Regions from separate parts of the Homo sapiens genome. Here region 2 is linked to region 1. A link is a contact called in ENCODE Hi-C or POLR2A ChIA-PET data. All regions are on one chromosome and are shown on one strand. Each heading gives the region's core, a stretch centred on a gene start or an enhancer-like site at or near the end of the contact. The rest is flanking DNA. Distances are from core to core; before and after follow the strand shown. Region 1 overlaps LINC01258 (long intergenic non-protein coding RNA 1258). Region 2 overlaps KLF3 (KLF transcription factor 3).

Region 1 (3,968 bases), core at 541-3,040:
CCTGCCTCCTAAAGGCCCCATTTCCTGATACTGTTGCATTGGGTCTCAAATTTTGGAGGGTCACAGACATTCAAACCATAGCAGTGATATAATGAAGGGTGTCACGGAAGTTGCTTTCTGGAGGAAACATTACAAATTTAGTCTTAAGCACTTGAATTTAGCATACCTGAGAACATCCAGGTGAACAAATTTGGTATGATAAGGTAGGCTCAAGAAAGAGATTGAGCATGGAAGCAGACAGAGATTAGACATCAGCCTCATAAACGGATGTCTCAGGAGAATGACTGAAGTCTTGATTCTGGCTGAGATTTGCGGACCAAAATGAGGATCTTGTGTCGAGACTGACTCAGTGACAGGGCTCTCCTTAGAAACCTCAAAGCAGCTCTCTAATTCATCCTAAGTATTATGGCAATAGAAGTGCTGAGAAATTGATAAGGTCTCATAACATGTTTTAAAATGTAAAAACAAAGATCAGAAAAAGAATTAAATAAACCTTGGGATTCTGATGTCCAGAACCGTCTTCCATACAATCCAGAAGAAAAGCCTCAGAATGTGAACTCCTACACTATGTAAATTCAATAAGTACACCTAGTAAGAGTAATCCCATTGAGTTCAGATAATAGAAGACATGGAAATGTGTCACCAATAATAATCATAAGACATTCTCAGCACTTTTCCACATGTGGCTAACGCAATCATAACTTAGCAAAGCTACTTTCAGATATACATCAGAATTTCTTGCTCTGTTAAATACAATTTTATGGCAAATCTTTTGCAATTTTCAATAGATCTCAACTTGATCTACTTCTCTTGTCTTGCACCTGCCTCAATTTTCTTGCTACTACTGTGAGGGAGGGGTTTTCTGTTGACTAGAAAGGGAAGTGATTTATGGGGCAAGAGGCAAAAGAAATGGATCCATCTAGAATAGCATTTTTATTATATTTTCTCTAAGTAAAATCAGAAAACTGTTACCCAGAGGTATTATGATCTGGCCATGTTAGACTCCAGCTCCTTATTAAATTGGTGAGTTATGGAGAAGGTGTTACCATCCGAGACAGTTTTTCATTTTCGTCTTTCCATTTAACTATTTCTTGAAGCTGATGAAATACATAGTACTTAGGTTATTGCAGGGTCAGGCAGAACGTTCTTTTTAGGGAATACATAGCAGTGAAAGAATTGTAGGATTTTTAAATCTGGCATCAGAGCTTGGCAAGTTTAAACATCCAAAAACATCCCTTTTTGTGTAAAAAGGGAAAACTCTAATCCAGAGAGACTAAATGACTAAAAGACTCAGAGTGTGCTGCAGAACCAGGTCTGGAACCCTAGAATCCTGGCTCCCAGTCCGTTACTTCAAGTACAACTTTTTCGAAATTCACATTGGCCACGAGTAGATTCTCCTTCCATTGTAAAAGAGCATTTAGGCCACAACCAGCAGAAACACTAAGCTGCCGATTTCTGTTCATGATGCGTCCACCTGGTCATCTTCTGACATTTTCCAAGGGCTGGGACAGCTTTGGAAAGCCCTGTTAGAGACCAGGTTATTTTAAGGTGGAAAACAGAAATCCTAAAAAGCCCAGGCATATACTTGCTTTTTTTTTTTTTTTTTTTTTTTTAATGGAGAAGCTGAGGGACCCAAGAGCCAGCCCTGAAACCTTGATATTTAAAGCAGTTGTCTGTAGACATAATACCCTAGTTTGATCAAAGGGTTGGGCCACACAATCCCAGGGAACAGGAAGGCTGACAAGGGGGGAAGGGCCCTTTGTCCAGGAGGCCTGGAATCCGGATGCCCTGGTTGGCGAGGCTGCTGGCCCTGCTGGGGAGGGGCTGAGGCCCAGTCTATGCCCGCGTTCCTCCCCCTGCCCTTCTGGTCCCTACACTGAGAGATCAGACAGAGCCTGCTGTCTCCCCACACTCAGTATCTGATCAGTTTTCTTCAGGACATTAATAAAATGAATCTATAGGCTTTGCTTGTATTTTTGTTGTTGTTTAATTCTACAATCAGAAAAGGTAAGCACCCCAGTTTAACTCTTTGAGTCTTTCTCCCAGCATGTGGCTTCCTAAACAAATATTTCATCTATCGTTCAGGTCACATTCTTGACCTTGTTGTTTCAGGTGCCTGATAATTCTGGGCTAATGACGGCCTGGCGAGCACGTTGGTTCCCCCACCACCACCCCACCACTCTCCAGTGCACCCTGCCCTCCCTCCTGTCCCCAGCAGCTTTCCCTGGGCTCATTTTAGTACCAGCCCCTTCCCCATTAATTGCTTTTCCTTCGGTAGCCTTTCTTTTCTTTATCAAAGTGCTTGCTCTGAAGGCTTCTACTTCAGATTCCTGCCCCCAGTGCCCTTGGCCTGTTCATTATTTAATTTTGCTTTCAGTCCCCTGCCTGTCAGGCAATGTCTGCACCCTGTGATTGTTTTCATTTTTGAAAGTCTCCAAAGATCACAGCCTTGTAGACACACTTTAAAAATATTATAATGATTTCTGGTGTGCGCACGCGTGTACACGCACACAGACATGAATGAATTAGAAAAATGTGCTTTGGACCGACCTAGGTTCTCTGAAGCACAGAATTTGACTGATAAAAGGGCTTTATGCACTGCCCCCTGGCCCTGCTGACAACACTACCCCTAATGCCTCTCCTTCTGCTTTATGAGTTGCTGAGATGGGTGTTTTTCTGTAGTCAGTCAAACAAATACATAAAGTAACTTCTAGAGCTTTTCGGCATTGTACTAAGCTGGCTGAAGGCATTTTAGAGATCCAATCTTGCTGAGGGGCTTGCATTAACATGGAAGGAAGCAACACTCTCTGATAGCAACTGACATAGGTCTAGTCATGCAGTAAAGCATTCAAAATAATCCGGAGAAAGGGTAACAGATCGAGCCTTTGGGGATGAATGATAACTGGATTCAGGAAAGTTCTTCTGATTTTTCTTTTTGACCCCTAAACGTCAGATGTGTTCAACATTATTACGGACTGAGTTCTATTCCCCCAAAATGTGTATGTTGAATCCCTAACCCCCAGTGTCTCAGAATGTGACTGTTTTTTGAGACAGGGTCTTTAAAGAGGTAATTAAGTTAAAATGAGTTCACTGGGGTAAGCCCTAATCTGATCTCTGGTGTCCTTGTAAGAAGAGATTTGGACAGACCTGCAAGGAGGGAGATGTATGTGGGGCACAGGGAGCAGAAGGCCATCCTCAAGCTAAAAAGAGTGGTCTTAGAAGAAGCCAGCCCTGGCAGCACTTTGAGTTGGGACTTGCAGCCTCTGGAACTATGAGAGAAGAAACTCCTATTGTTTAAGCACCCACTGTGTGGTACCTTGTTATGGAAGCCCTGGCAAACTAATGCAAACATCGGTATTTCAAGATGGTGTTAGTTCTAGATGAACAATGAAATTAATCACAGAGCAATTTCTGGGCAGGAAGTGGCTTTTCTGCCCCTGTTTGGGTTTCCAGGCACTTAATTCTTATTTGCGGACAAGCAGTAGATATTCAGCATGTGTTTATTGGGCACTTCCTTCATGCCACACGCTGCACTAGGCCAAGCAACAGAGATTCAGAAGCCTATGGCTGTATCTAGAGTCCAGATGAGATGAGCTTCTCAAACTGGCAGTGGATGCATGTTGATGACGGTTCCCCAAGGTAATCTTCTTCCTAGGACCTAATGGCCATGTTGTAATAAGACTTTTCTTCTTTAGTTGCTAATTTGATTCCTAAAGTATTAGGTACATGTAAAATAGCCTTTTTGTGTAGATCAAAATGTTGAATTAAATGCAATATGGAACAGAAAATGATTAGAATGCATTCTGGAACAGAAAAAAGATATTAATGAAAAAACCGATGAAATCCAAATGAAGTAGTTCAGCTAATAATAATGTGCCAATGTGAATTTCTTAGTTTTTCTACATGTATCTTGGTTATTTCTATGGTTTGAATGTGTCCCCTAAAGTTCATGTGTTGGAAACATAATC
Region 2 (3,968 bases), core at 691-3,190, 250 kb before region 1:
GCAGAGAAAGGCCAATAAAAATGAATGGTCCTCAAAAAGGAGAAACAGATTTCCCTTCATGCTCTTTCCACCTGCACTTCTGACTTTTCAGATGTTAAAATAAGGGTCAAATTTCTGTCAAAATGCAAGACTGCGTGATTATAGATTAAAAGGGTTGGTGAATCATTGACATGAAGTTTCAGAAGTAATGCAGTCCTGCTTTGGAGCCCTATCCAGTGGTGTCTGAGACCTATGCACAATGGCTTTATGGAGTGGGGAGCGGGGCTGCAGGTGAGCTGCAGGGCTTAGAAACACACACACAGTCCTTCATGGAAGACGAGGTTAGGGGGTTACTAAACCTCCTCTGAAAGCAGCTTGCCTGGAGGCTAGAGCATGATTTATTACAGAAACGACCTTACAGACAACTGCCTGCCCCTTCCTGAGGGAGGAGGAAGGTGGAGAGAGAATGTGTACGTATCAGGAGCAGTTTCCTGTTTCTTGGGGTTAGAGCAAGACCTGCCTCTGACGTTCTCCCTTCTCATCTCCCTATTTCTTCCTTTCTCCATGCCCTCATTTCTTCCCACAGATCCTCAAAGGGTGCCTGCATTATCTTCCCCAACCCAGGACTGACCCCGAGGCTCCAAATCACCTGCCTTCCTCCAAGCAAACTTCCGTCTCCCAGCTGACCTCGGCTAGGCATACGGAGCAATACACTAACACACCATCGCTAAGCCTCCCTTTCAACTCTTCTAAGTTTTTGGATTTTTCAAAGAGAAAACATGTTATCTTCCCCTACCCTTACTCCCCAAAGGAACTTAAGGCAAAAAAAGAAAAAAAAAAAAGGCGGTGTGTGCATGTGTGTGTGTAATTCTTGGCTAGGAAAACTGGGCAGGCAAGCAACATCCCTGTAGCTAAACTTCCTTTCCAGAGAAACTTTTCTCTCTTCGTTTCTTTACCCAAATTCTTCAAAATCCCCCAATGGCTCAAGTATTATTTAAGGACAGTTGCCCTAGCCAGAAATACAGGGGACAGGCAACAGATGTCAGCAGGCATTTTTAAGCTGGAGGCTCCCTGAAACAAAGCTAAGCACTGGCACCTACCTGGAATTTCCTACCTAGACATTCTTGGAAATTTTCATGCCACTCTGTGATTTTCACCTGTCCTACTCTTCTATGACTGGTTTGAAAAGGAGAAAAATTCCATGGGGTGTTTCTAAATCTTCGCCCCTCATGAATTAGTTATTTTGCATTAATGTGTATTATAAATGGGAAAGAAGTTAATTATTTCATTTCAGATGAAATATAATGATCCAGTGAGCAAACAACCCACCCTCTCTCCTCTCTCTGCTAACAAGCCACCCAATTTTACTTTCCTGCCTCCACCCATCTGCTCCACCCTATGGAGAGTTGCCAAGGCAAGTCCAACTTGTCCAAACAGGACATGGCTTCAGATAAGATTCTGCCCACACCCTGTACTTCGGAAAGACCAAGTGAAGCAATTGATTTTGCATGTCAATAAGGACAGGTGCAAAGGTAACAACCAAGCAGAAGCCTGACAAGTTTCCAAACTGAGGCCTAGCAAAGCAGGGCTGGGGGCGGGGACACCCACACCTATGCTACCCTCTAAGTTCAAGGCCATCTGGCTAGTGGCATTCCACACCCTTCTTAGAGAAACTGCAGCAAACTCGAATCATTTTCCCTACTAGGGTTACACACTTGTTTATGCTCTCTGACAATTTTGTGTTTTAGTTTTAAGGGCAGGCAACCCAAGATAAATTGAAAAATACCCATAATGTCTAATCCTGCTGTGTACATATCTCACAAGGCCTCGCCTAAGCCCTCACAATTCTCCTCTATGAAGTGTTATATAATCAAATCCAGAAGGGCTGCGTGAGGCCACACTGCCTCTCATCTGCCTCTGCTCAGTGCCCTCCCTATCACTGGAGACCCACCCAACTCCACCCTAAGGAGCCTCCACCCATGGGGCCCCACCCTGCAGGGAGTGGGAGGTTGGGAGGGACCAGTTGGCGCTGGGCAGCAGCCAGTTCCTGGAAATTCCGGCCTGAACAGGGATGGTTAGAATCTTAAAAATAACCAGAAGGAACCATGGGGCTGTGATCATTCCTCTGCTCCTGAGGATTCTCCACTGAAGTTCCTCCCAGAGAGCCACTGAAACTTTGGATACAAAACCATGAGCGAAGCCTACCCTCTCCCTTTAAAAATAAGCAGAAAAGAAAGAGAAAAGCATTTTGAACCACTGCTATCAACGTGGCCCAAACCAACCCTACCCCTCCTTGTTCCTGCCTCTAAGGCTGCCCCCTCCCCGCCTCCCATTGGCCTTATTTTCTGGTCCTTCACCATGGAAACCTAGAGGCCATCTCTGAAGCCTTCCTCACCTCCTTTGCTCTCCCCTCCTGCCTTGGGGGCCAGGCCCTCAGCGCCTCCCACCTGCATTGCTGCAGCTTTTCCACCACTGGTCTCCCTCAGCCTCTCCAGTCCAGCCCTCACCCCTTGCCACCCACGTTTTTCACAGATCTCTTCTCATCCCATCCTTCTCCAGCTCACAACCTTCCCTCCCGTGCACTCCCCGGGTCTGACAGTGGGCTCAGGCACCCATGCTTGGCACCCCGTTACCCACGAGCTGCCCCCTGCTCCAACAAGTGCCCTTCATGCCGGCTGCCCTGCCCACCCCCAGGCCTTTGTTCATTTTTGGCCCTGATGCTGGGCAACCGGCAATGGAATGCCCCCTCCCCTTCCGGCTTATCTAAATCCCCCTAATTCTTCAAAGACCAGCTCAAGGCCCTCCCCACTCTGTGCAGCCAGCTGATTGCTCCCTGGGGGATCCAAGGCCGCCTCTTCTTACCTAGATAGTCTAGGCCTCTTAGCTTTCCCAGTGGTGCGTCCCACACCGCCACCAGTACTGGGAAGGACAGACAGGCAGGCCTCAGCCTTCCTGAGAGGGCTCCCTCCCCACTCCCCACAGGAGATCGGGCTTGTTCCCTGAATGAAGTTTTTATGTCAAGCCTAAGGAGCTAACATAAGAGCACTTAGCTTATAGTAGGAGTTCCACAATCATCTCCCTTTCCCTCTGAATGCACTTGAAATCTCCCTTAAACAAGTAATAGGGATGAAGGGCCTAACTCTAAGGGAGACCTAGTAAACCAAACTTCCTAAGGAAAAGTTATTGCCCCTAACCTTAGCCTGGCCCATCATGTGTACTCCAGAGACCTTATTAGTACCATCTTCAAATAATTTATTATTATCCACTCAGTGAGGTCTTCTAAACAAGTCTAGTGTCGAGGTCTCTACTGTACTTTAAAATCTAAAATAGAAAAAAGAAAGCGAGAAAGGGAGGAGAGGAGGCAGGTGGGGGGGAACTGCAAGGGGAAGGGGTGTGTGCACAAACACAGGTTTTTGAAAAGGGATCAAGGAAGGCAAGGGGCTAAGTGATGTCACAGGTTTCCTGCCAATCACCACCACCTTCGTGATTGGCAATCCCCAGGCGCTGTTTAATGTCAATGAGGTGGTTACTACCTTCCCGTTTTACTGAAAAGAACACTGAAACAGAGAGGTCAAGTAACCTGCCTAACATCACACAGCTGCTAACTCGTAGAGCCAGGACTTGAACCCAAGGTAGTCTGACTTAAGACTGGTGGCCTTGGCACACCACTCTTCCACCTCCCCAGGCAGAGGACAACATTACACCACCAACAGTAAGTACATGATAGTGATTTCTGTGAACAGGTTGGTCCCCGGAGAAGACAGAACGTGGGGACAGTCTGTTTACATTAGTGACAGTTTCCACTCCTTCCAACTGGCCCCTGCTGCCCACCCTGTCTCAGTACGCACACTTGGATGCAAGATCAAAAGACACATTCTGAAGGCCCCAAATTAGGCAATTATTCTTCCTAGCCAGTGCACCTGCATTGTCGATATAACTGCTGAGAAAAATTGGCAGCTTGACCCAAGTAAATACGGAAATCCTCATAA

The links. A loop is a pair of places that touch in the nucleus more often than their neighbours do. ChIA-PET counts read pairs that join two places held with the same protein, here RNA polymerase II (POLR2A). Pooled maps may share reads with other maps.
Region 2: a map of HepG2 shows a loop between it and region 1 (3-fold over the local background). The contact joins two enhancer-like sites. A Hi-C loop is called at or near these places in 1 of 168 maps with a recorded cell type or tissue (HepG2), 8 of 37 single-sample maps with no recorded cell type and 5 of 50 pooled maps. POLR2A ChIA-PET finds 5 or more read pairs at or near these places in 1 of 52 experiments (WTC11).

What each region holds. Positions count from the first base shown.
Region 1 is chr4:38,422,578-38,426,545 of GRCh38, reverse strand. All of the region lies in intron 7 of LINC01258 (long intergenic non-protein coding RNA 1258), which reads left to right. Among named protein-coding and RNA genes, the nearest start is that of LINC02513, 58 kb to the right of the region's middle. RefSeq lists an enhancer at 1,328-1,860. Within about 2 kb of position 1,790, at least 2 of the 41 ENCODE cell types and tissues checked have a DNase peak (open chromatin) inside an H3K27ac peak, as active enhancers do.
Region 2 is chr4:38,671,288-38,675,255 of GRCh38, reverse strand. The region is part of intron 1 of KLF3 (KLF transcription factor 3); the gene reads right to left. Among named protein-coding and RNA genes, the nearest start is that of KLF3-AS1, 8.4 kb to the right of the region's middle. RefSeq lists enhancers at 1,810-2,113, 2,069-2,638. Within about 2 kb of position 1,940, at least 28 of the 41 ENCODE cell types and tissues checked have a DNase peak (open chromatin) inside an H3K27ac peak, as active enhancers do.